Linked DNA regions of Mus musculus: regions 2 and 3 are each linked to region 1. A link is a loop called in an ENCODE intact Hi-C map of the cell type or tissue named here. Cell type or tissue: heart. All regions are shown on one strand.

What was found. Peaks named below come from ENCODE experiments on the same cell type or tissue, not always from the same donor. Only the 100,000 strongest peaks of a DNase experiment are listed, where the experiment ranks them.
Region 2: a loop joins it to region 1, with 6 times the contacts of the local background. A loop is called at or near these places in 8 of 42 quality-filtered maps.
Region 3: it touches region 1 in a loop (4-fold over the local background); 31 of 42 quality-filtered maps call a loop at or near these places.

Annotation. Positions count from the first base shown.
Region 1 is chr1:30,775,221-30,783,220 of GRCm38, reverse strand. No RefSeq gene overlaps it. Among named protein-coding and RNA genes, the nearest start is that of Gm39615, 79 kb to the right of the region's middle. In heart, CTCF peaks have their summits at 2,792 (motif pointing left) and 4,376 (motif pointing left); no DNase peak of the experiment used is centred here; H3K4me3 peaks cover 294 bases; H3K27ac peaks cover 288 bases.
Region 2 is chr1:30,878,427-30,886,426 of GRCm38, reverse strand. No RefSeq gene overlaps it. Among named protein-coding and RNA genes, the nearest start is that of Phf3, 19 kb to the right of the region's middle. In heart, a CTCF peak has its summit at 4,078; no DNase peak of the experiment used is centred here.
Region 3 is chr1:30,944,559-30,952,558 of GRCm38, reverse strand. It overlaps Ptp4a1 (protein tyrosine phosphatase 4a1), which reads left to right and starts at 2,804. Exons shown (of 6, transcript NM_011200.2): 1 at 2,804-3,010; 2 at 5,920-6,521; 3 at 7,529-7,621; 4 at 7,893-8,000. The coding sequence starts at 6,417. LOC115487084 (a long non-coding RNA gene) reads right to left here and starts at 2,688. Exons shown (of 1, transcript NR_164183.1): 1 at 1,221-2,688. In heart, a CTCF peak has its summit at 4,045 (motif pointing right); DNase peaks (open chromatin) are centred at 2,458 and 2,738; H3K4me3 peaks cover 3,518 bases; H3K27ac peaks cover 2,400 bases.

The DNA.
Region 1 (8,000 bases):
TCATCAAATGTGTTTATGTGTATATATGTATATGTGTATATATGTGTATGTGTGTAAAATGGTTGGAACTTGATCATTGGAACTCTGCTCCATCCATCCACAAAATGCATGTATGTGTATGCGTGTAACGTGGTTCAAACTTTGCTTCATCCACGCAATGTGTGAATGTGTATGAGTGTATGTGTGTATGTATGTATGTATGCATGTACGTATGTGTTTATGTATGTGTAAAGTTGTAGGAGCTTGTTCATTGGAGCTTGCTTCATCCACCAGTGTATGTGAGTGTGTGCCTGCTTTACATTGCCTCCAACTCCACATCACTTCCTGGGACCTCTGAACACATTGTTGGAGCTGGTGTTCATCAGCAACCCATATAGAAGGACACAGAAGAAGGATGCTCATGCTTTTACCTGCTTGTCCCCACTCTTTTCTGCGAAGTTCATCTAACTGGAGGCATTCCTTTGCTGGGATTAGAACCTACTTCTATGGGATTGCAGTGGAGACAGAAGACAAGCCCCTCTCTAGGAATCCTGATGGACTCAATCCCTACATTGGGACTGAGACAGCCAGTCTTGTGGATTGAACAACTACCAGATTATTGACGTTTCCATCAGGAGACAGTCATTGTTGGAGTACCCAGACCACAGCCTGTAACACACACACACACACACACACACACACACACACACACACACACACACACTATCAGCCCTGACTAATACAACCACCTCTTCAGAGCTTCCATTCATGCCCAGGTCCCTGGATGAGTGAAGTATTGAAGCAGATCCTTTGAGTTAACAGGTGTAGGTGAATATATTTGAAAATTAAAATAGCTATATTTTAAAACATAAATGTAAATTTCAACAGACTTTCCCGTATTTTAATCTAGAACATTAAAATGTTTGAGTTATCCTAAATAAATATAAATAGGGAACAAGTAAATTACACCATAAGCACAACCATAAGACCTGAGCCTGAAATATTTTTAATTTTGTGTTTCCCCTATGCCATAATAACTCTCACATATATTACAGATTGAAGCTACACAGAGCTCTTCCTAGATGGATGAAAATATATTCCACACATAGCAGGGAAGACAAGGAAAACTGACAAGCCCACAAACATTAGCAAGATTTCACAGCAGGTAAAAGCACCATAAATCTAACATAGAAATCTCTCATTACAGTGGAGCTAATTTCTGTCACTTGTTTGTACAATTCCAGTACTTTCCCCAAGCTCAGTTCTAACATTAAAAAATGCCCTACATAATATTTCATAGCCTTTTAGCTTATTGTGGACTCGGTTATACATCCCATGTACACATACAGCTCACAGATGAATGATAAAACCAACCTCGTTGAATCTACCACTTCCCTCATCAACACAAAAACATAGCCCAAAGAATTCTTGAGATCTGGACAGTCACAAGTGTATTGTCTCTGTAACTTTAGTCTTACACTCAGGGAGCTTAACCACTGCCCTAAATGAAGGAAAATAATTTTTTTTATAGTTTCAGTTTTTTAATTTGGCATGTTTGAAATGTAGTGTTCCACTATTTATAAGCCACCGTGATGGCCTCTGAGTCAGGACTACGTGAGGATCCAGCTGTGCACAGGGTTGTAGCCATGGCCACTGATATGTTACAAAGAATAGACGTTCAGAATTGTTGCATAGTTGAAATCATAGTCTTTTTCTTATGGCTTTAATTGCTTTGAAATTTATCTATGAACCTTTCCCCTAGTATGATATTAAAAATACTATTTTATTTTTAAAGACGGTTTTTTACTATGTATCCTCAGCTGGCCTCGAACTTGCTATGCAGCAGACCAGGCAGGCCTGAAGCTTATAGAGCACCACCTGCCTGTGCCACCTGAGTCCCATGCACTACTGTACCTGGCTACTACTGAAACTTTATGCTATTTCCTGAAACAGTTACAATTTTTGTCCCTTGTACAAAGAACCAAACTCTTTGTGCATCTGAAAAATATCTTGTATTTTGTTTAGGGCACAGATGCAATTACAGGTCTCTGCAGGAATGTGTTACTATGTAGCACATCCCTTCCTGCTGATGGTTGTGTCCCTTTGAAAATAGTCCCATGTCTCTTCTCTGTACTCTTAGTCTGCTTGTCTATTCGTGCATCAATGTCACGTTGTCTTAGTTACTCCAGTTTTGCATCTTGATGTCTAGAATGGCAAATTATGTGGCTTTGTATTTCTCTTGTGGGGGTCTTAACTATTTTCAACGTTTTGCTATTTCATACATTTCCCCTTCAGCTGCTCAAAAGTATTATTTTCTTGGTGTCTGATGCATTAAATCAGGTATCCTCATAAGGTGTTAAGTTGAAAGTCTGATGACTTCATCAGGCAGCTTTAGGGATGAGCCACTTCCAACCCTGGAGCTTCAGAATCTTGCTGCGTTTTATTTCCTCTCTGCCAGTTGTTGTCACTTCAGGCGAAAATGCCCTGCAAAGTCTCATCTTAAACGCAACACCATTTCGAATAATCATTCAGTGTTCCCTGCTTCCCCTAGATTCCATGAATGGAATTCCCTGTTAAAAAAACCAAACCAAACCATACCAAACCAAACCAAACCAAACCAGACAGACTAACAAACAGACAAACTCTTACAAGGGGTTGAGAGATGGCTCAGTGATTATGAGACCTTGCTGCTCTTGGAGAAGACCTCGGTTTTGGTTTCCAATACCTATAAGGTGGCTGACAAACGTCCATGAATCCAGCTCCGAAAGATTGATTGATCGCCCTCTTCTGGCTTCCACAAGTACTGCAATCATGTGGTACACAGGCATAAAAGTACATCCAGGTTTCTCTCTGTACACAAAACAACAGAAACCTTAGAACGTTTACAAATATCTTCCCCGTATTTATTTCCTTTTCTTCCATAGTTCCATATTTGATGGATATTTTAATGGACATTGTGACACTAATGGATGAAATGTTATACACACTTTATATAAGCAATGCTGTGACAAAACTCTTGCAGCCCAACATCTGTATTTATAATTATTTGCCTAGGATAAAGTCAAGTGCCAGTATGACTTTTGGGCTTCTAAATCCATATTCTGGTCTCTCCTGCATAATAATTCTACCAACTTGTATTCTCTTTATCAGTGTACAGGAATGCCTTAAACCAATAGATTTGAATAGAGTTGAAGCAAAATGAAGCGTACTATAGGTCTCTTGTATTTTATTTTTGGCCCTAATAATTCTTTCATAAAAATGATTATTTGCCTTTGTGTATTTGTCAAGAATGCATTTGTTATGGCCAGTCTCAGTTGTGAGTACGGTGAGATGTAGAAAGACCTGGGCGTGATCTAGATTGACCATTGGGCATTCCTGTGGAGGATTTCCTTGATTAGGTGGGGAGTTGTGCCTACTGTGGATGGTACCATCCCCCTGGCTGGAATCCTGGTCTGAACAAAGAAGAGGAAGTAGCCCAGAATAAGCAGCTTCCATTCTCCACTTCCTGTCTGCATACAATGTGACCAGCTGCTTCAGGCTCCTGCTGCGTTGACCTCCCTACCATGATAAACTGTGAACCTCAATAAATAAACCTTTTGTCCCTTATGTTAATTTAGCTGGGATATTTCATCTCAGTAGCAAGAAAAATAACTAAGACAATACTTGTTTAAAACTCTCATTTACTTCCTATTTGTGCCTCATAGGATTTATCTTCCTAATATGTGTATTTCTGTGCTTGTTGGTGCACAAGGCTCTCTGTTAGGTCATGTAAGACAGGCAGCTGAATGTGAGAAGCAAGCTGTAGCTTCCGGGGTGGTGTGCTGTGCTAGGATATGAGGCCCCAGATGCATTTGCTAAGAAGAGGAAACCAGAGTGTGGTGGAGAGAGCAACTGCTGGAATCCAGAAACTGGTGGATGAGAACACACTTAACCTGACAAACTCTCCCACCAGTGCTCTCCTAGACTCGGACACAGGAGGAATTTAAAATTAAAATTGTCATCTGTTTAGAACTTAGAGGTAGAGGCATAAGGCACACACTCAAATGCATTTGTGGGAATATTTCCACTGCATTAGATAGGATATGTGTATATCATATACGTATATGCAATGTTATATAATATAAAATAATGTATAATATAATATAATATATCACACATATAAAACATATATAGTAGGAAGTTATGTTTGTTGTGTGTAAGTTAATACATTTGAAGAATATGATAATCTTTAAAATGAAGACCAACAACACGAAGAATTAATCTCTTACAAAATCATATACGACTTTGATTATTGTTTGAATATTATGAAAGAGGTAGGCAAATTATAAAAGTTGAACGAGTAAACTAAGCTAACGTCTTTACATTTTTCAATGATGGCTGCGCCACCTAGTGGCTATTTCATGTACTTGCAAGAAGACAAAGCGAAGGGCAGTTTTTTGTTTGTTTGTTTTTTGTTTTTGTTTTTTTCGAGACAGGGTTTCTCTGTATAGCCCTGCGACCTGTTGATTGGATTGCATTTAACATCCGGTCCACTCACACCAGCTTCTGGCTTGTTTGTCAAGTTCCAGTCATCCTACTTGGGTTTGATTTCCCCTTCCCTATGGGTGGTCCTGGGGGATCAAACTCGGGGCTTCACAGGAGCTAGGCAAGAGTTCCCATACACAGTAGCTCCCCAGCCTTGAGGGGCGTTTCTTGTGCTGTGTAAAGCCGGATATTGACCCCAGTCATAGAGTACTTAGGCTCAGCATGGTGACAGTTTACAGCAGCGTCTACATTTTGAAAATGACTAAAAGCAAATTGTGTTTCCGTTTTACAATGTTGACATATCTAAAATGTAATATACATGATACATTTATGTCTTGTATTTTTTATCAAAAAAGAAGTTAGTGGAATAAAACTTGCTTTCAAAATACATACAAAACCCAGGATTGTATATAGTTAAGCTAGAATAGCTTTACTATTCTATATATTACATCTATTTAGTTATTTATGTGTGTGTGTGTGTGTGTGTGTGTGTGTGTGTGTGTGTGAGCCTGGAGGTCAGAGGACAGCTTGCAGGAGTCCTTTTCTCCATTCACTGTGAGTTCTAGAGTTCGAACCCATGTCTTTAGGCTTAGTGGCAAGGGCACCCACCTGCTGAGATGTCTCACTGGACCTAGAACTCTGTTAAAGAAACAAACTTAAAAACAAAAACAAAAACAAAAAACAAACAAAAAAAAACCCCAACCCTTTCTATTCAGTAACAACAGTGATCATTTTCTGTTTCTCTGCTGCATCAGGAACGTTAAGTGGTCTGACATAAGTTTTGCTTATAGTATTGTACCATGAGAGCGGCCTTAGAACACAAGCCTAGTGCCTGCCTGTGTTCTGAACTCCAAACAGGAAATCAGGGCTCTCAGCACTCAGCAGAGGGTGGGCTCTGCACACACCCCTCTCCCTGCTTCTAAAAAGCCTTTCTTTTACGTACCAAAGCAAACTTTCCTCTCCCTAGCCTTGAGGGACGGCTCGAAAGGAACATTTTACACATTTATATACATTTATACGGCAATGCCCACCTGAACTCCAGTACTCCGGAGGCTGAAGCAGGAGGATAGCTTTGACCTGCTTAAGACTGAATTTTTATAATTAATTTCAGACACCATGAAATTTATGCTTCTGGCTTAAGACTTGCTTCTTGGGAATTTAGATTTTATTTTTCATCTCTGTTAGTTATTTTCAGAAAAGATTGAATTCAGCCTTTTGTTATCTATAATGTTATAATGTTATTTAGAAACTCAATATTCTGCTTTAGGTGAGAAACAAAATGAAGAGACATAAGAGTAGAAGCTGGGTGTGCGCAGAAGAGAGCTTCTTAGATGTGACTAAGGAGTATATCATAAACACACACACTTTCTTTTCCCAAGTTCAGCGGCTTCAAGTTTGGAGGGCTATTATGGTAATGATTGTGACAAGAACCAGCTGTACCTCAGCTAGTGATTAACACAAAGTAAATAGTTTTGATGTTATGTTAATCAGAGGATCCCCAAAGTGGCCACAATGGTCTCAAACAAGAACATGTACGTGTGCCACCACCATGCCTCAGCCCCAGCCCGTGACAGTAATTTCTATAAGACAAGCACTTAGTCCCTGTAAGGAAACCTAGGAGATGCGTGATTACTGCTCACGTCTACTTATTATGTAAAGGAAGGCTTTCCTGGTCAGCTGTGGGCTACAGCTTTGTCCTCACGCATTGGCTGAGGAAATCTCAGGGTTTGTGCTGCCACACAAGGTACTTCTAATTGGGAGAAAATGTAAAATGTGAAATGTCACTTGAGGATAAGTTCAGTATTTTTTTTTTAATTAAGAACTTGCATGTAGTAGATAAAGAACTCAGAAGGTTAACAATTCAACAACTACTTTACAATATATGAGCCCAGGTAGACTGGTTCCCCAACCTCAAAGATGTCTGCCTACATCTTAATCGTCGCAATACCTGTGAATGCCATGTTTCATAGTAGAGAAATGAGGTCACAGATGACACCCACTCAGCTGACTTTCAGACTGGAAGGCTATCTTTGTTTATTTGGGTGGGCAAATGGAATGGCATACGCCTTTAAGTTTGAGGGCACCAGAAGAGAAGGTCGGAGATTGTAACAGAAGCGGACCTCTCTTCTCTGGTTTTACATATGGGGAACTGACCAGGACCTGAGGAAAAAAAAGCGGCTCTTGAAGCCAGAAATGGTAAGGAAATGGATACCCCTCTAGTGTGCTGCCTATTCTTTGTTGTCAACTAAGAATATGGCCTAGAATCTGGCCCAGGGATGGAGTCATGTAAGGAGAATTCTAAGTGCTTGTGGCAACACTCCAAGAAACACACGACAAAAGCCTCACAACTCTGTTTCTTCAAAACAGAAATGTTCTTGGAATGGAATTCTGTGCTCCCTCTAGGTGCAGCAGAAAGGAGTGTTCTTATTTCAGATTCATTATTCCTGCTTGTTATTGATAGTCAGTTGAATGTTTAAACTGTCCTCTGTGTGCTTCTATGAAAAGACACTTTTTGTCATTCTTAGCTTTTCTTTGTTATTTTATGCAGCTTGAACTCATGAGAACGTTACTCATATGAACATTATTAACCCTCAAAGTATATGCAGTCTGCTGTTGTGAATTAAATTTGCTACAGCATGACACAAATCTGCCTTCTTTATTGGCTCCATTCTCCCAGGTCCCACTGCCTGTAAAGCAGTGACTGTCACCTACATCTGGAGTTAACCAACCTCAAGAGACTGGGTAGATGTGCCTGTGAGGAATATTTTCTTAATTAAATAATTTGCAGGGGGAAGACCCACTTTTAATCTGGATCTTTTGAGGTGGGAAGAGTCACCTTTAATCTGGGCCACACCTTCTGCTGGCATCCTATGAAAAAGACACAGAAGGAGGAAGCTTGCTCCCTTTGCCTGCTTGCTCTCACTCTTGAGGGCAAGTTCATTCTTCCACTGGCATTAGAGCCTGCTTCTTCAGGATATTGATGTATACTGAAGACCAGCTGAGACATCCAGCTTTGTGGACTGGATTCATGGACCTTCCATTGGTAGACAGCCATTGTTGAACTAGCTGGGCTACAAACTGTGTGTGTGTGTGTGTGTGTGTGTGTGTGTGTGTGTGTATGTGTGTGTCTGGATGAGGTTAACATTTGAGTTGGTAATTTGAGGAAGGCAGTTTGCTCTCACTGGTAAGGCTAGGTCCGAATGACACTGCACACATGGTCCCCATAATTAAGTAAACGAATAATTTAATTTTATAAAAGAGAATTTATATGCTAATGACTAATGTTGGTTTAGGGACCATACTTTAAGAGTTATTACACAAAAGCCAATTTCTGGCAAACTGGTAACACAAGGAAAAGATGTAAGTAAGCAGTTGTGTTGGGAAAAGACCCTGGTAATGACAAAGATGTTTGCTGTCAGTAGTTCTGAATTTTCTGAAAGGCATTGGCTGATTCTTCCTTCCTTCCTTCCTTCCTTCCTTCCTTCCTTCCTTCCTTC
Region 2 (8,000 bases), 100 kb before region 1:
ATTTTTTTCCACTTTGTGCTTTTAAATCACCTTAAATTTTCATTCTAGGTATGACCCCTTTTGCTTTTTACATGAACAGCAGATTTTGTACACTCATACGCTATGCCAAGAAAATACCTGGTTTTGGGATAGCATTGGAAATGTAAATGAAGAAAATACCTAATTTAAAAAAAAGAGAGAAAATACCTGGTTAAACTAAACATAAGAGAAAAACTCAAAACACATTGTAAGCAAAACAGTTGAGGCTGTTTTGGTATAGCACAGCATGTTGTTTCCAGAAACATTTCAAAACCATATTCTGATTTTTTTTCTTATTTAAAACAGTATCAACTGATATAAACCTAAGCTTAACACATACTTTAAAAGTACTTATTTGTATTTATGTGTATTGGTGTTTAACTTGCATGTGTGTCTAGGCATATGTTAAGTGCAGTGCTCCCAGAGGCAAGAAGACATCAGATCTCCTGGAACTGGAGTTACAGATGTCTGTCTGTGAGCTACAACATGTAGGCACTGGGGATCGAACTTGAGAGAGTCCTCTGCAAGAGCAACAACTGCTCTTAACTGCTAAGCCATCTCTCCAGCCACGAAATTTGATTGTAAAAGAACAGTTCTTATCACACTAACGAAAAAATGCGAAGTATTTTTATAGCCAGGCTCTGCTCTCAAAAATGATTATCTTAAAATATCATTGTGTAGTTCAATTAATTGGTTTTCTAACTTGTTTGCTCAAGTGCTGGAATTATAGGTGTGAGTCACCATTACTGGCTTCATTTTGGGCCATGTTGTAAAGTAAAATTTGCTTTCATCTCAACAGTAGTTTGGTCTTCTGTTTGGTTAGTTGATTGGTTTAAAGCTGAGGATCATGTAGCCTAGGCTAGCTGTTCACTTCCTGCCTCCACCTCTGGAGAGCTGAGACTTGTAGTGTATGGCAGCATATCCAACATCATGAGTGTTTTAAGTCTCCTTTCATTAAGAATGCTTTGTTTTTTAAAAATTTCTTTGCTTTGTTCAAAAAAAAAAAGTAGGCCATCTGACTTTTAGAAGTTTCCTTATCCCGAGCTTGCCTGACTGTATATTCACAACATTGGGCAAAACAACCCCGAGAGTCCTGAAGATGCGTAAGAATACCTTGGTGAGCAGCTACACAAAACTTTGTACCACACAGAAACAGGCCCAGAGCAGCACCAAAGTCAGCTTCAAGTCCAAAAGGGCAACACTGAGACTGAGCAGGGAAGACCTTTCCTGCATTATAAAGTGAAACTGTTAAAAATCCGACCCCTGACAGTTTCACTCTTGCTCTTTGCCAAAAGCCTGAGACATGACAGACTCTTGATATTTTTAATAAATTTATAACAATAATTTTGGTTGAAAGTTTCGACAATTTTTATACTCTAGAAATTCATTCCTTTGTGGTAATATTTTATTTGGCTCTAGTTATTGCTAGGTACCATTCAGCAGCCTTGAAACTTATCAAATCTGATCATATATATATACTTGAGTTTTACTGTAATACCTACATCTACCTACTTCAGCTGGAAATGGCATTCTCCAATCAGTTTTTTTAAAAAGATCTCTCTCTCTCTCTCTCTCTCTCTCTCTCTCTCTCTCTCTCTCTCTCTCCCTCCCTCTCTTTGGGTAGCCTTTCTGATTTTGCTTTGTAGATACAACATCCCTGTTTTTTGTTGTTTTTTGTTTGTTTGTTTGTTTTTTGTTTTGTTTTGTTGTTGTTGTTGTTGTTGGTTTTGGTTTTTTCTTTTAGATATATTCTTTATTTACATTCCAAGTGTTATCCTTTTTTCTGCATTCCCCTCCAAAAACTCCCATCCCATCCCTCACTCCCCCTGCTTCTATTAGGGTTCTCCCCCACCCACTCACTCCCTCTTCCCTAGTCTGACATTCTCGTATACTGGGGCATCGAGCCTTCAAATGACCAAGAGCCTCTCCTCTCATTGATGTCCAACAAGGCCATCCTCTGCTACGTTTGCGACTGGAGCCATGGGTCCCTCCATGTGTATTCTTTGGTTGGTGGTTTAGTGCCTGGGAGTTCAGAGGGGTCTGGTTGGTTGATATTGTTGTTCCTCTGAAGGGGCTGCAAACCCCTTCAGCTCCTTCAGACCTTTCTCTAACTCCTCCACTGGGGACTCCTCACTCAGTCCAATGGTTGACTGGGATCATCTGCCTCTGTATTTGTCAGGCTCTGTCAGAGCCTCTCAGGGGACAGCTATATCAGGCTCCTGTCAGCAAGCACTTCTTGGCATCCACAATAGTGTCTGGGTTTGATGCTTGTATATAGGATGGATCCCTAGGTGGGGCAGTCTCTGGATGGCCTTTCCTTCAGTCTCTGCTCCACACTTTGTTTCCATATCTCCGCCCATGGGTATTTTGTCCCCCACCCACCTTTGTCTCTTTATTTTTATGTATATGAGTACACTGTCACTGTCTTCTGACACACTGGAAGAGGGTATTAGATCCCAGACAGATGGTTGTGAGCCACCATGTGGATGCTGGGAATTGAACTCAGGACCTCTGGAAGTACAGCTAGTGACTTTCACAGCTGAGTCATCTCTCTAGCCCTGCCCCAATCAGCTTTAACATACAGAAATTTGACCTTAGATCAGTGCTACCATTTTAAGAACAAACATTTCTTCTGACACCTTTATGGTAAATGAAGGTAGAGAGGGAAGATGTGTGTTGGGATGGGGGGTGGGGGTGGGGCGGGGAGGCGCGGATAACTGCAAATATCACATAGGGAGTAACAATATTCAATATTGTTGTTTCCACATGGAGCATTACTGTTTCTCATGAACACAAAGTCTGCTTGTGTTATTCTGCTTCGTTTCTCAATGGTCTCTCTCTCTCCCCCACCTCTGTGGGGGGGGGGGGGGAGGGGGAGTGGGCGTTGTGGTGATAACCAGATTGAGTTATCATGTTTCTTAGACCTACCCACACTGTCCATTCTTGAGGTTCCCTTCTGGATTGCTTTGGTTTATGTCAATGTGACACAAGCTAGAGTTATTTGGCAAGGCAAACTCTCATTTGAAAAACTGTCCCCATAAGATGGCTTGCTGGCACGTATTAGTTCACTTTCGTAGGGTGAACAGGGTGGGGAGTGCAGGGGTTCAGTCTATTGTAGTGGAGTCACTCCTGGGCTGTTGGTTCTGGGTGCTACAAGAAAGCTGGCCGAGCAAGCCTTGAGTGAGCAAGCCAGGGAACAGATTCATCAATGACCTCTCCTTCAGTTCCTGACTTCCGGTTCCTGCTCTGAGTTCCTGCCCTGGCTTCCCTCCACACTGAATTGTCATCTGACAGTTATGAGCTTAAATAAACCTCTTGATCTTTTCCCAAGTTGCTCTTGCAATAGAGACCCTAACTCAGGCAGGCACCAACAAAACAATACTGGCAATTGCTACCACTGACTATGTTCTGTAGAAACAGGAAAATGCTACCTCCCCTTTCTACACCATCTCTAGCCTTCTGGGAACTAGAGGAGCAGTGTGTTGCATCTTCATACTTAATGAAGTCTTTCAATAAACATAGACCGGGGTATCTGCCTATCTAACATTGGGACAAAATTCTATTATACTGTTCAGCCTCCACTCTTTGAAATACAGTAGATGATTTTTCCTAGAAGCTGAAGTCCTTTAATAAAGTAAATCCATTATTGCCGGGCAGTGGTGGCGCATGCCTTTAATCCCAGCACTTGGGAGGCAGAGGCAGGTGGATTTCTGAGTTCAAGGCCAGCCTGTTCTACAGAGTGAATTCCAGGACAGCCAGGGTGACACAGAGAAACCCTGTCTCGGAAAAAGATAAAAAAAACAAACAAAAAAAAAAAAACAAAAAACAAAAACAAAAAAAAACTAAATCCATTATTGACAAATGTAGGTCATCAAGACAAGAAATGGCTTTTGAATTTTGTGGATCCATGTGTCAAAATAGGTTCTTGGGATAAAAGCTTAAACAAAAATCCATGATCTGTGCTGTTTTAAAGTGTACATCTTGGGCTGGAGAGATGGTTCAGCAGTTTAGATCATTAGTGCTCTTTGAGAGGTCCTGAGTACAATTCCTAGCAACCACATGGTGGCTCACAAGCATCTGTAATGGGATCTGATACTCAATTCTGGTGTGTTTGGAGCCAGCTACAGTGTGCCTGTATAAATAAGTAATTCTTTAATGTGTACAGCTATATCGATTGATCATTGGTTGTTTGTATGTGGGTTGTGGGGGCAGATATACAACAGCCTATGTGTCCAGGTCAGAGGATAACTTCTGTATGTCTGTTCTCTCCTTCTACCACGTGAGTCCCAGGAATCAAACACGGGTTATTAGGCTTGGTGGGAAATATCTGCTAAGTCAATTCACTGGCCGTAACATTTACAAATTATAAGAGAATAAGATGATTAAATAATTCATTTACACCTGATTAGTTAAGTAATTACAAGTAGACAGCACTAGGAAAAAGCTGAAGGGTGCCCAAGAAAATCCAGATATTAGTGGCTTTTCTCAACACCTTGACTAGATACCTATCAGAGACAACTCAAGATTTCTTTCGGCTAAAGGTTTTGGAGGACTCATGTCAATCCTGGGAGAGAAGTCAGAGAGTGAAAACAACTGAAGTCTATAGCAGCGGCAGCCTGATGCAGTTGATTACAGTCTAAGTGTTCGCTGACAGACTTCCTAGAGAAAAACAACCTAGGCTTTCTCACCCCCAGAAGGGCACCTAAGGCAGACACCAAAGTAACAATTGCACCAGTGTTCAATAATCTGATAACCATTTTATTGGTGATACAGGAGTATGGGTAGGAGTAGGGAGAACTCAAAAGGAGCCACACTATCCAAAAGCTCACGCCAACACAGTTCTCTACACATTGACTTATCCTTTATCTCTGTAGTTGGAATGGTCAGAGTGTCTACCCCTAACAACTATTTATTCCTTTTTATAGTATAGGATCAGGGACCTCAAGAATCTTCCAAGTTAGTTCTGGGTATGGTGGCAAATGCCACTCACTACAACTCTTTAGCCCATGGGACATATTTCGGACTGGCTGTAACACTCAGCATGTTGATGTGAAGTGGGGATTTATGGTTTCTTTGGAGACTTGGTTGTGTCATATGATGTTTTTCTGGAAATTTTTTTGCTGAAGCAGACTCGTGGGAAGATATTTTGCTGAGAACAGACACATGGTGTCTTTCTGGAAGCTTCCTAGAAAAAGGATATGAGATGTTTTGCTAGATCGGATGGAGGCTTGAGGGAACACTTGATGTTTGAAAAGGGTGTAAATATAATCCAACAGACAGTGGACAATGCTATGTGGACTTGGTTCGCCTTGCCACTCTGCTGATCATCATTTGTTGGAACTTCGTAGAGATGAACACTCCAAAAAATTTTCTGGAGGCAGCTTCTTGTAGCTTCGGAGGACTCTGATTGGCAGAATTTCTGGGTTTCTTCTGGATCAAACTGCCGTTGCTGATGTATAAATGATGTTTGCAAGTGGATTGAGCTGCTGCTGATTCATGTGAACGAAACTGTTGATATCCTGGCAATACAGATTGGATTTTGTACTGCAAAAACTATGTCTAAACAGGGTCCCAGTTTCCTTTTCCCTATTAACCTTTCCTTTCCACTACCTCTGGTGGGTGGTGGGCTAGAAGGAAGATTAAAGCATTTCAGTACCTTTATTAAAAGTAGGTTTTAAGAAATGTAAGCCTACAGTGACGTATGCTTACAATCCTATTACTTGGGAAGCCAAGGCAGGAGGATTAGTAGATTAAGACCAGCCTGGGTTACACTGAGGGAATCTGCCACAAAACAAACAGTTCTATTATTGATCTACTGTGAAAATGAAGGCAACTTAGCTGGCGATCCTTTACTGACACAACCAGGGACTGGTGAATAGACACTGGCCCTCTTCTTCAAGCTCCTTTTTATAGTACATCACAAAAGTAGGAACTTTTTTTTTTTTTTTTTAGTTTTTAGATTCTCCTTTCCAAGATATAAACAGGAGGGGTATCTTGCCTAGCATCACATGTCATGTACCCAACCGGGTAAGAAGTAAGCACTTAGGCCATCTTATGACACATCCTCTTTTGCTACTCCTATAGTTTGAATCTCAGATACTCCTACCCCAATGTTCAATTGGTAGTGGCACTTGGTTGCCATCTGAGGGGTTTTGGCTAAATGCCTAGATTCTGATAACTCTGATCTAAGGACATTGATTAATCCCTTGGTAGACTTATAATATGATGACATTATTAGGAGGTGGTCTAGGTATTGGCTTTTGAAATAGTATTTGAATGAACTATGCATGGACAGCCCAGGTTGTGTTCATCACCCTGAGAAGTTAATCCTCTAGCCCTCATTTTGTGGCTGTCATGCCTACAAGGTGTATGTTTTCCTGCTGCACATGGACAGATTTCCTTATACATTACCTCTTTTCTTTTGCACTATCTTGGGAAATGGAAAGCTGAAAAGACCAATCCTGAAAGACCAATCCTACTAGCTTTGACTACCACATTGAGTTTGGAGCCTACTGTGGTAGAGAATGCTTAGCTGCAACCCCAGGTCTCTGGAGGCCGAGACAGTAGGACATTGAGCTTGAGGCTATAGAGAGCTACCTTACAGTAGGATCCTCAAAAAGAAAACACAGAGAAATAAGATGGAGAAATTTATTAGTTTGAACCTTACATTTTGGGAAACTATGGAGAGTTTAAGTAGGAGGAAATAATATCATTGAGGCTGTCACAGAGGGACATTATAAAAATACTTCACTAAAAATGATTTATTTTTATGGTAACTGTGATGGTTATTCTTGGTTGTCAACTATATCTGGAATTAGCTAAAACCCAAGTTTCTGTTTTCACCTGTGAGGAATTTTTGATTGAATTATTTGAAGTGAGAAGGCCCACCCTAAATCTGGATTTTTTTTCAAATTACTTAATTTATTGCTGGAATTTTATAAATACACATGTATCATTTTATTCTGCTGCCCTAAATGAAATTAAAGTCTCATTTATGGTCTCCCGTGAGTTACATATTTTGTGCTTTTATTATCAGTGGAGAAACTTTTGAAATTGAAGACTGTTAAAGACTTATACTTGGGGCTGGAGGGATGGCTCAGCGGTTAAGAGCACTGGCTGCTCTTCCAGCGGTCCTGAGTTCAATTCCCAGGAACCACATGGTGGCTCAGAACCATCTGTAATGGAATCCGATGTCCTCTTCTGATGTGTCTGAAGACAGCTATAATGTACTCATAATAAATAAATAAATCTAAAAAAAAAAGACTTATACTTACTTTTTTTTTTCAATTTTTTTATTATATATTTTCTTCATTTACATTTCAAATGCTATCCCGAAAGTCCCCTATACCCTCCCCCCACCCCGCCCTGCTCCCCTACCCACCCACTCCCACTTCTTGGCCCTGGCGTTCCCCTGTACTGGGGCATGTAAAGTTTGCAAGACCAAGGGGCCTCTCTTCCCAATGATGGCTGACTAGGCCATCTTCTGCTACATATGCAGCTAGAGACACGAGCTCTGGGGGGTACTGGTTAGTTCATATTGTTGTTCCACCTATCGAGTTGCAGACCCCTTCAGCTCCTTGGGTACTTTCCCTAGCACCTCCATTGGGGGCCCTGTGTTCCATCCTATAGATGACTCTGAGCATCCACTTCTGTATTTGCCAGGCACTGGCATAGCCTCACAAGAGACAGCTATATCAGGGTCCTTTCAGCAAAACTAAATCTGGATCTTTTGAGGTAGGAATATCCACCTTAAGTTTCACTACACCTTCTGATGGTAGCCTGTATAAAGCACCTGGAAGAAGGAAATATCTGCTCTTTGCCTGCTTGTCCTTGCTATTTCTGGCCAGTCCATTCCTTCATTGGTATTAGAGCCCACTTCAGAATTCCTGAAGATACAGAAGAGCAGCTGAGACATCCAGCCTTGTGGACTGGAGAACTACTAGATTCTCAGACTTTTAGTTGGTTACAGACATTGCTGGATT
Region 3 (8,000 bases), 170 kb before region 1:
AAAGATTTACCCATAGGATGTTTTAGTTTTTAGGTTTTATTGCTATCCTAAGCAATAGTGACAGTGGCCATTGCTGTATGCCCAGTTTTGCTAAAACCTTTCTTAAGCATGGTAATGGGAGCTCTGCCCAAGTATCTACACTGCTACCCAGCTCTAGCTATCTGGTTACTTGCCCATACCAAATATACTTAGTCCACATATACATTATTTGGTGGTCCCCAGTTGATAATGTCACTTGTGATCTTTCTGTGCAACAATATCATTTTGCTATGTAAATGTAATCCTTTGGTGGGGCTTTTATGGCCCCATATAATCCAAGGATTCTGAGAGTGAAATCTCTTTATACACTTGGCATAAACAGAATCATTGTTTACAGATGTGCTGTGCTTAAAAGATTCTCTATTCTCATTCGGATTTGATCTGTTGCCTTCTGAGGCCTTTAATCTTCCGTGGTGACCTTCCCTGCATTGCTTATCTTCTAGGTAATGTTTTTGATACTTAGCATATGCTGATAAAAGCTCCAAGGACAGGTTTTATTAAGGAGCTTCAAGTGGCCATCTTGTTTGGCAAAAGTGGTTCCCTTCCACTTAGGATTTCTGGAGTCTAATCACTAGATTTTCAAGGTTGTTTTCTTCTTTTAAAGTCTGTTAAATAGAGGTGCTTAATGTGCCAACCACAAGTGGGTAAGTCCTATTGACTTGGTCCACAGGGATCTCCTTGCTCAATGTTGGGATACTTACTCCTGGGATCAGCTTCCAACTATTCAATGACTAGAACAGACACCCTCAGCAAACAAAGAAACCAGCCCAAGACACCAAGTAACAGCAGCTGCCAAAGAGACTCTGACTGCCTTGTGAGAATTGAGTGGACTGACCAACAAGTTTATATCTGGTTTAAGATACATTCTTTCAGCAGCAAAGGATGGAAATCTGTCCCTTTCCAAAATAGGACTGGGTGATAATTCCTTATAAAAGGATAATCCCGGTGGAGACAATTCCCCTTCCTGAGAGCAGAAGCCAATCTTCTAGGGCTCAATGAGGACAGCTAACCAAGTACCATACATCAGCAAATATCGTCAGCAATTACGGGATCTGTGGATTACACAGCTCACAATTTGCATCACGAGTTCTACAAGGAAACCAAGACACTGATTTACCTTTGCTTGCTATTTGCTCAGTTATTTTAGCTCACCAAATTCCCCTTTGGAAAAGGTGTCATTATTTTTGTTTTACAGTGTTGACCAACCTTTGGAATAGGGGAGGCAGATTTAATATGCCTAAGTATGTTATTAATACAAGTTGGCCAAGCTAGTCACTAATTATTCTGCCCATGTTTTTCCAAAGCTTAAGTAACACTTACCCAAAGTCACTGGTCATATGAAAGGTTTTAGTTCTGTAATACTCAATCTGTCTTCGGTTGAGTTTCCTGGTCTGCTCAACTTCACTTTACTGTTCAAAGACTTTTCTTTTAATCTCCCTGCATTTTCTTAGGACTTACATAATTTAATTGTTACCTCACTTTACCTCTATTTGTGAAGGGATCTATGCTTCAAGTTCTTGACTTTAAATGGATCCCTGGCCAAGCAATTTTTAATGACGATGAGTTGCTTTTTGTTGTTGTTGTTGCTGTTATTAAAGGTCTGCCCCCCCCTTTTTTTAATGTACTTACGTTGCTTACAGATTGCATGTTTATAAGACATTTAAGTAACTATGCAAGGAAGTCTCTAAATAGAAGTGCTAATAAATCACAAAATTCGGTACACAATAAGAGAGAGCACAACTTATGATTTCTCCGGCCTAATGTGCAGAAAAACAGGGAACAAAAGGCCTCAGTGTTATTGGAAAGCTGAGTTCTCCAAAGCAGGTAAAGGTCCTGTTTACCTGTCCTAGACAAGCGAGCAGAAAGGGTTTTCAGATAAAAGCTGCCCTTGTATGATCAGAAACAGCTGCACTCAGGCTTCACTTAGAAGCCTAGATTAAAAGGACACTGGAACAGGACTGAAGATCAACAAAAGGGGAAAGCTTAGCTTTTGACGCAAAAACTTACATCAGCCCTTGATAAAGCCGAAGATTCTTAATTTAAAAAGAAAAAGAAAAAAAAAAAGCTTCCCCTTAGCAAAAGCTAACCTTTCATTATCTGAGAATGAGCAGCAGTACAAAGGATGCATGTGATTTCGAAATGCCACAAACGAGCCAACTGCAGTTGCCAGAATCAGCAGTTTAGGGGTGTAACCTAAAAAGAAAGGGGGTGGGGGGAGAAGAAGAAAGGCTAGGAAGCAACTAGGCTTCACGTGCCTCGAAAGAAAAAAAAAAAAAAAAATAGGGACATTTCCTGGGTTCCACCGGCTAATCTCTGCGGAGAGCCTTCCCACACGTGGAAGTGCCCGTGGTGACGAGAATCCCTAGTCCCAGACTAGGGCCGGGCTCTGGAGCGGTGAGTCAGCCGCCCAGCGGTCATGCGACATCAATATGGAGTGATGACGGAGATCCCCGGGCGCAAGGGCCAAGGTAAACCGTTGGCCAGCGCGACAGAGCTATGGCCTCGGGCTACAGGGTTCCGCCCGCCGGAGAGGCGTTCCAAGTTGAGGCGAACTCGCGGCTCTAGCGACCGGAGCGTTTGGTGGCGAGGACCAGCCAGCACACCGCGCCATTCATCAACCGGTTCGCACCGGTGGCGGCTGCCCCGAGTGACGTCTGCGTCCCGGGCCCCGCCTCGAGCCGCAGGCGTCCCGCGCCGTGATTGGCTGCCGCCTGTGCGCACGTCGCGCCGGCTATAAAGGGGCGGACTTGTGACGCAGGGGCGCCTGGGCGCGCGCATTGGCTCTGGGCTGCGGCCGGCTCGGCGACGCTCCTCGGGCAGCTCACTGCATGGTCGTCTGGTGCCCCCGCCGCCTGCATCCCCGCCGCCGCCCCGCGACGCCCACCGCCGCCTGCCCTGCCGCCGCCGCCTGCGCCGCCTCGGGACCGGCTGTATGATTAGGCCACAATCTTCAATGAGTAGACATATTCCTGTGAGTACCGCGGGCCCGGCCTTTGTTAGAGCGAGCGACCGAGGAGGGAAAGGAGGGTGGCCGGGCGACCGAAACGCCGGCGGCGGGGCCCGGACCCGGAGCGACCGGCAGGGCAGCCCAGCGGCTTTGTGCGCGTGCCACCCTGCGGCCTTTGTTCCGAGAAGCCGCGCGGGCGTCGTGGACGTGGCCGGGGCGGGGCGGGGCTGCGGGGGGACCGGGACCGGGCGCCCGGGGCCTCCCAAGATGGCCTCGGTGGCCGCCCGCGCTCGCCACCGTGAACCCGTGATTGCGGACCTCGCGACTGTGCGCGCCGCTCAAGCCCGGGCTTGCCGATCGCCGCCGGGCTTCGGTAGTGGCGACCCGGTCGGCGGAGGGGGACTCTGACTCGGCCCCGAGGCGGGCTGCGCGTGGGGCGGTCCGCTCTTGGGCTGGAGCAACAGGAGCTGCTGGGCAGAACTGCGCGGCTCCTGTTGAGCGAGCAGCCCTGCACCATTCCACCGCTGGCGAGCTGAAATTTCCACGGTGTCGGAACGGTCTGTGCGGTGACCAGAGGTCTGGATTCCGGAGCTTAGGGGTCATGAATCCTATCCTGGCTTGCTTTTTTTAATTATTATTATTATTTTGCTGTTTGCTTCGTGCCGGCTAAAACGGTTGGAAAACCAGAAAATCGCGATCTGTTCCCGGAAGGAAACAGCGCTTGCACACGCGCTAGATTGGGCGCGTTACCTGAAACCTGAGTGTATTTGGAACAGAATTGGATAAAGCAGATGATCCCACAGACTGGTTTGATTCTAGAGTCTGACAGACTGAAGCTAATGCTACACACATACACACACACAAATGATCCTTTTTTTTTTTTTTTTTTTTTTTTGCTTATGGTGCATGCAATTAAAATGGGACGATCTCGTCGTGTATCTTGGCTGCCTATCATGTTGAGGTTTTGCCTGTGAGGGAGTGGGAGGATATTATTAAGAAGGATTTCGGTGGTCTCCACTGTTTTAACAGAAGTGTCCTCCAGCCACTGGGTGGCTCCACTCATTTCAAAGCAGTTCAGGAAAATTTTTTTCTTGCTGCCCTCCAGCTTCCTAATGGAACTCTTTAAAAGCTATATCGGACCTGTGTATGAATGTTCAATAAAGTGCCAAATTAACAAAAACAAGGAAGAAAAAAATTTAGGACCATTTTATATACACGGGCAAAAGATTTTTATATATGCAATATATATACATATGTATGTATTTATATATATATGTATATATATAAATAAATAATATTTTTGAGATTATTGGAGGGAGTCTGCTCTCTGAAGTATTAATCTTTACTGGTAATTTACACTGGGTTTTTTAACGCACTGAATAGATGTACTTTGTGAGGGCACGTGTCGGGAATAAGTTGTCTTGCTTGTGGTACCTCCTAGTAAATAAGAGTTTGGGGGATTAGTTCCTTTGTTTCACTATAAAAATAGTCAGGGAATTTTTGACTGATTTTTTTGTTTGTTTGTTTGTTTTTTTGTTTCAAGATTTTACTTGAGTAGTTTGCTCTGAAGGACAACGGTTGTCATTGAGTGTTCTTGTTACTAAGTGCAACTGCTTTTCTTTCCACCACAAACTGCCTAGAGTAGATAGACCTTAAAGGGTTTTGTTAATTCCCATTTTACTTCTATTGGGTTTATCTGAAAGGCTTTTATGCATAGACTCTGAAAAAGTATCGTATGACTATGAATATACTAGTTGGTGCTGGCACCAATCTGCTTTAGCTTTTTTAAGGAGGAACTTATGGAAATGTATCTGTCAATGATCATAGTTATGGTTACATTGTTTGAGACCATTAGAAAGTCTTGATTTCCTCTTTTCATATTTGAATTGGATTTTAGCTTTGCAGCAGAGAAGTGGAATTGGAGTTTTAAAATAGCAAAAAGATAATATTGTGTATATTTTATTTGAACTTGTCTTAAGTAGGATATGTTTGAAGATCTAAGTAAGTCCATAAGTCCGTATTTATAAGAGCCAATCTGATCCAAAGAGATGGCATAAAAATTCTTAGGATCTTTTAAGAAGGAGATTGCTTACAGTTTCACTTAGAGAATTATCCTGCAGTGCAATGTGGTTTATAGAAACAAGATGGCCTGGCATTCTAGGCAGCCTCCCTACTGATGAGTCCTAGCGTCTTGTTTAAGTCTGATCGATTGGGATGGAACCCACCCTCCCTCCCACACACTTCACTCCAGAGGTTAGTGACAGTGCCAATTGCAGACTGAGAAGCTTTACCTAAAGCTATAACTGTGCTTACACTATTCTTAAATGTAAAGGAGCTGCTACAAAATACAAAAAGGCAGGCCCCCAAATTTAAACTTTAGAGACTAAAATGTAAAGGGGTAATTGCATTAAAAGTGTTTTTGTTTTGTTTTGTTTTGTTTGGAAGAAAAGCCATACTCCTTACTTTGAACCCAGTAGCTTAATAACATAAAATATGAAATCAGAACTAGTGGGCAGTTGAAATCACTGTCTGTGAATTCTGCAAGCGTCAGACCACATGGCGTCTAGAGTAGTGTCTATGAACAGCAGGCTAAGGCAGTATAGAAGACACAATTCGGGCCAGAATAAAAGTGTAAAGAGAGACGGACTAATTAATTAAATCCATGTGTCTAGATGTGTAAGTGGAATTCCTATGTAGCTGTGACTCTGAGTTCTTGATTGTTGAGAGCTTCACTTTAATGGGCTTGTGATTGCTCATTTTAGGCCTATTGATTTAAAATGCAGTAACCTTGAATTTTGTAATGCAAGTAAAAGTCAAATTAGCTTGTCTCTAATTTGAGCAGCTGTGTACTTAGTGGAAAAAGCATGACATATTCCTTTTGAATTAGAAAATAACTTTTTTTCCCTTTCTTGCTTTCCTTTTCTTCTAAACAGCAGTTCTGTGGTGTTCTCGGTCACACATTTATGGAGTTTCTGAAGGGCAGTGGAGATTACTGCCAGGCACAGCACGACCTCTATGCAGACAAGTGAACTGTAGAAATTCATTACTACTCCACCAAGAAACCCCCATAAGAGTGGATAACCTGGACACAGGCGTGTTGAATTGAAATCTGCAGAGCATTTGACAAGAGCTCAGACCTGGATGGGGTAAACCTCAGTGCACTTCCTTTGTATTGCCTCAGTATTACTGGATTGAAGACTCACTGCTTCTTGTTAGGAGGTTCATTTCATTGCCCGTTTCTCCCAATTCATACTCAAGCACTGAGAATTTCAAGTGGAGTATATTGAATATTGAAGTAGACTTCAGGTTGTTTTTTGGTTTTGTTTTGGTTTTTTTTTTTTTTTTTTCTGTTTTGGTTTTAAATCATTTCTGTATTCAATTTTTTAATTCTTTCATAACCCTATTGGGTGTTTTTTTAAACTAAATTAACATGGCTCGAATGAACCGCCCTGCTCCTGTGGAAGTCACATACAAGAACATGCGATTTCTTATTACACACAATCCAACCAATGCGACCTTAAACAAATTTATAGAGGTAAGATACAATTTTTAATGTCCTAATTGATGACAGTTAATAGTGGGTCTGCTTGAAAGTGTCTAGCTCTCGCTCCCAGAGAAGAAATATTGGAACGGTAGAAGTGTGCTACACTTGAGAACTATGTAGCCCTAAGTTTGCTTAGTTAAATTTACAAGGCACAGAGTTTTTCCTATTTCTTCTTAGCCTAGTGTTGTAATCTTCCATTAGTTGGTGTCTGATTTTATTTGTGCTTTAAGTCTAGTTTTTAGCTGCTAATTCTGCTATTTTCTGATGGCAGATAATGAGGCCTCCCAACTTGCTTGTACTAGGAATTGGAATTTAATGCCAAATAATTTAATTGAGCTTACATTTATAAAGTATAAAAATCTACATATGCTTAGATAGCAAATAGAGAAATATTTAAATGTTACATAATTTTTTAAATTTTGAATTACAATGTTTCTAATGTCAGCAGGGTTGAGTTATAATTACTTAATGTGTCCTTAGGCCTTAAGTTTTTATGATGGCTTTTTAAAACTGAAATCGTGACATAACTCTCAGACTTAGGTCTGAGGAGGCTCAGTCAGTAAAGCAGTTCACTGCTCATGTAGAGAACCCTGCTGCTTCTTCAGAATCCATATTTAGAAAACCTTGAGCGGTTGTAGGTGGGGCAGGGACACCTTGGGCTCCGTGGCTTGCTAGCCTCGCCTTCTGGTAAGGTGCCAGACAGTGAGAGAGCATGAGGTGAAGAGCACCTGAGGTTAACCTGGTGCCGCTCCACCTGCACCCAAGTGCTCACAGCATTTTGCTTTTAGTGTGTGTTTTACCAGAATTCCTCCATCCACACCCCCCAACATAACACGTAGCATTTAGTAGCCCTCTTTACTCTTAATAATGTGAAACAAGCATATTAAACAGGTTTTGCCATTTGTTTACCAGCATGATCAAAAGAGGTGCAGATGGCACAGCAAGAATACGGTTCCAGAAACCTCATTAATGTTTTTAATATATGCATTGTTTCCTAGGAACTTAAGAAGTATGGAGTTACCACAATAGTAAGAGTATGTGAAGCAACTTACGACACTACTCTTGTGGAGAAAGAAGGCATTCATGTTCTTGTAAGTACTTGTGTTTTCATGTCTTCGTTACATACACTACAGAAGTTTATTCAAATCAGACCTCATAGCTTTTAAGTCAAGGCAAAATCCTACAGTAGTAACATGTGATTACATTTTTTGTCTGCTCTCAGTGTGAGAGTCTTCCTGCATTGCCCAGTTAGCCAGGAAAGTGCTGTGAATTCCGCAGGCTGCCTCCTCTCCTGGATTTGGGGATAAAGGGATGCGCAGTGCCTTGACAATTTAAAACTCTGAAACTTTTCTTTTGAATCAGGACTGGCCTTTTGATGATGGTGCACCACCATCCAACCAGATTGTCGATGACTGGCTAAGTCTTGTGAAGATTAAGTTTCGTGAAGAACCTGGTTGCTGTATTGCTGTC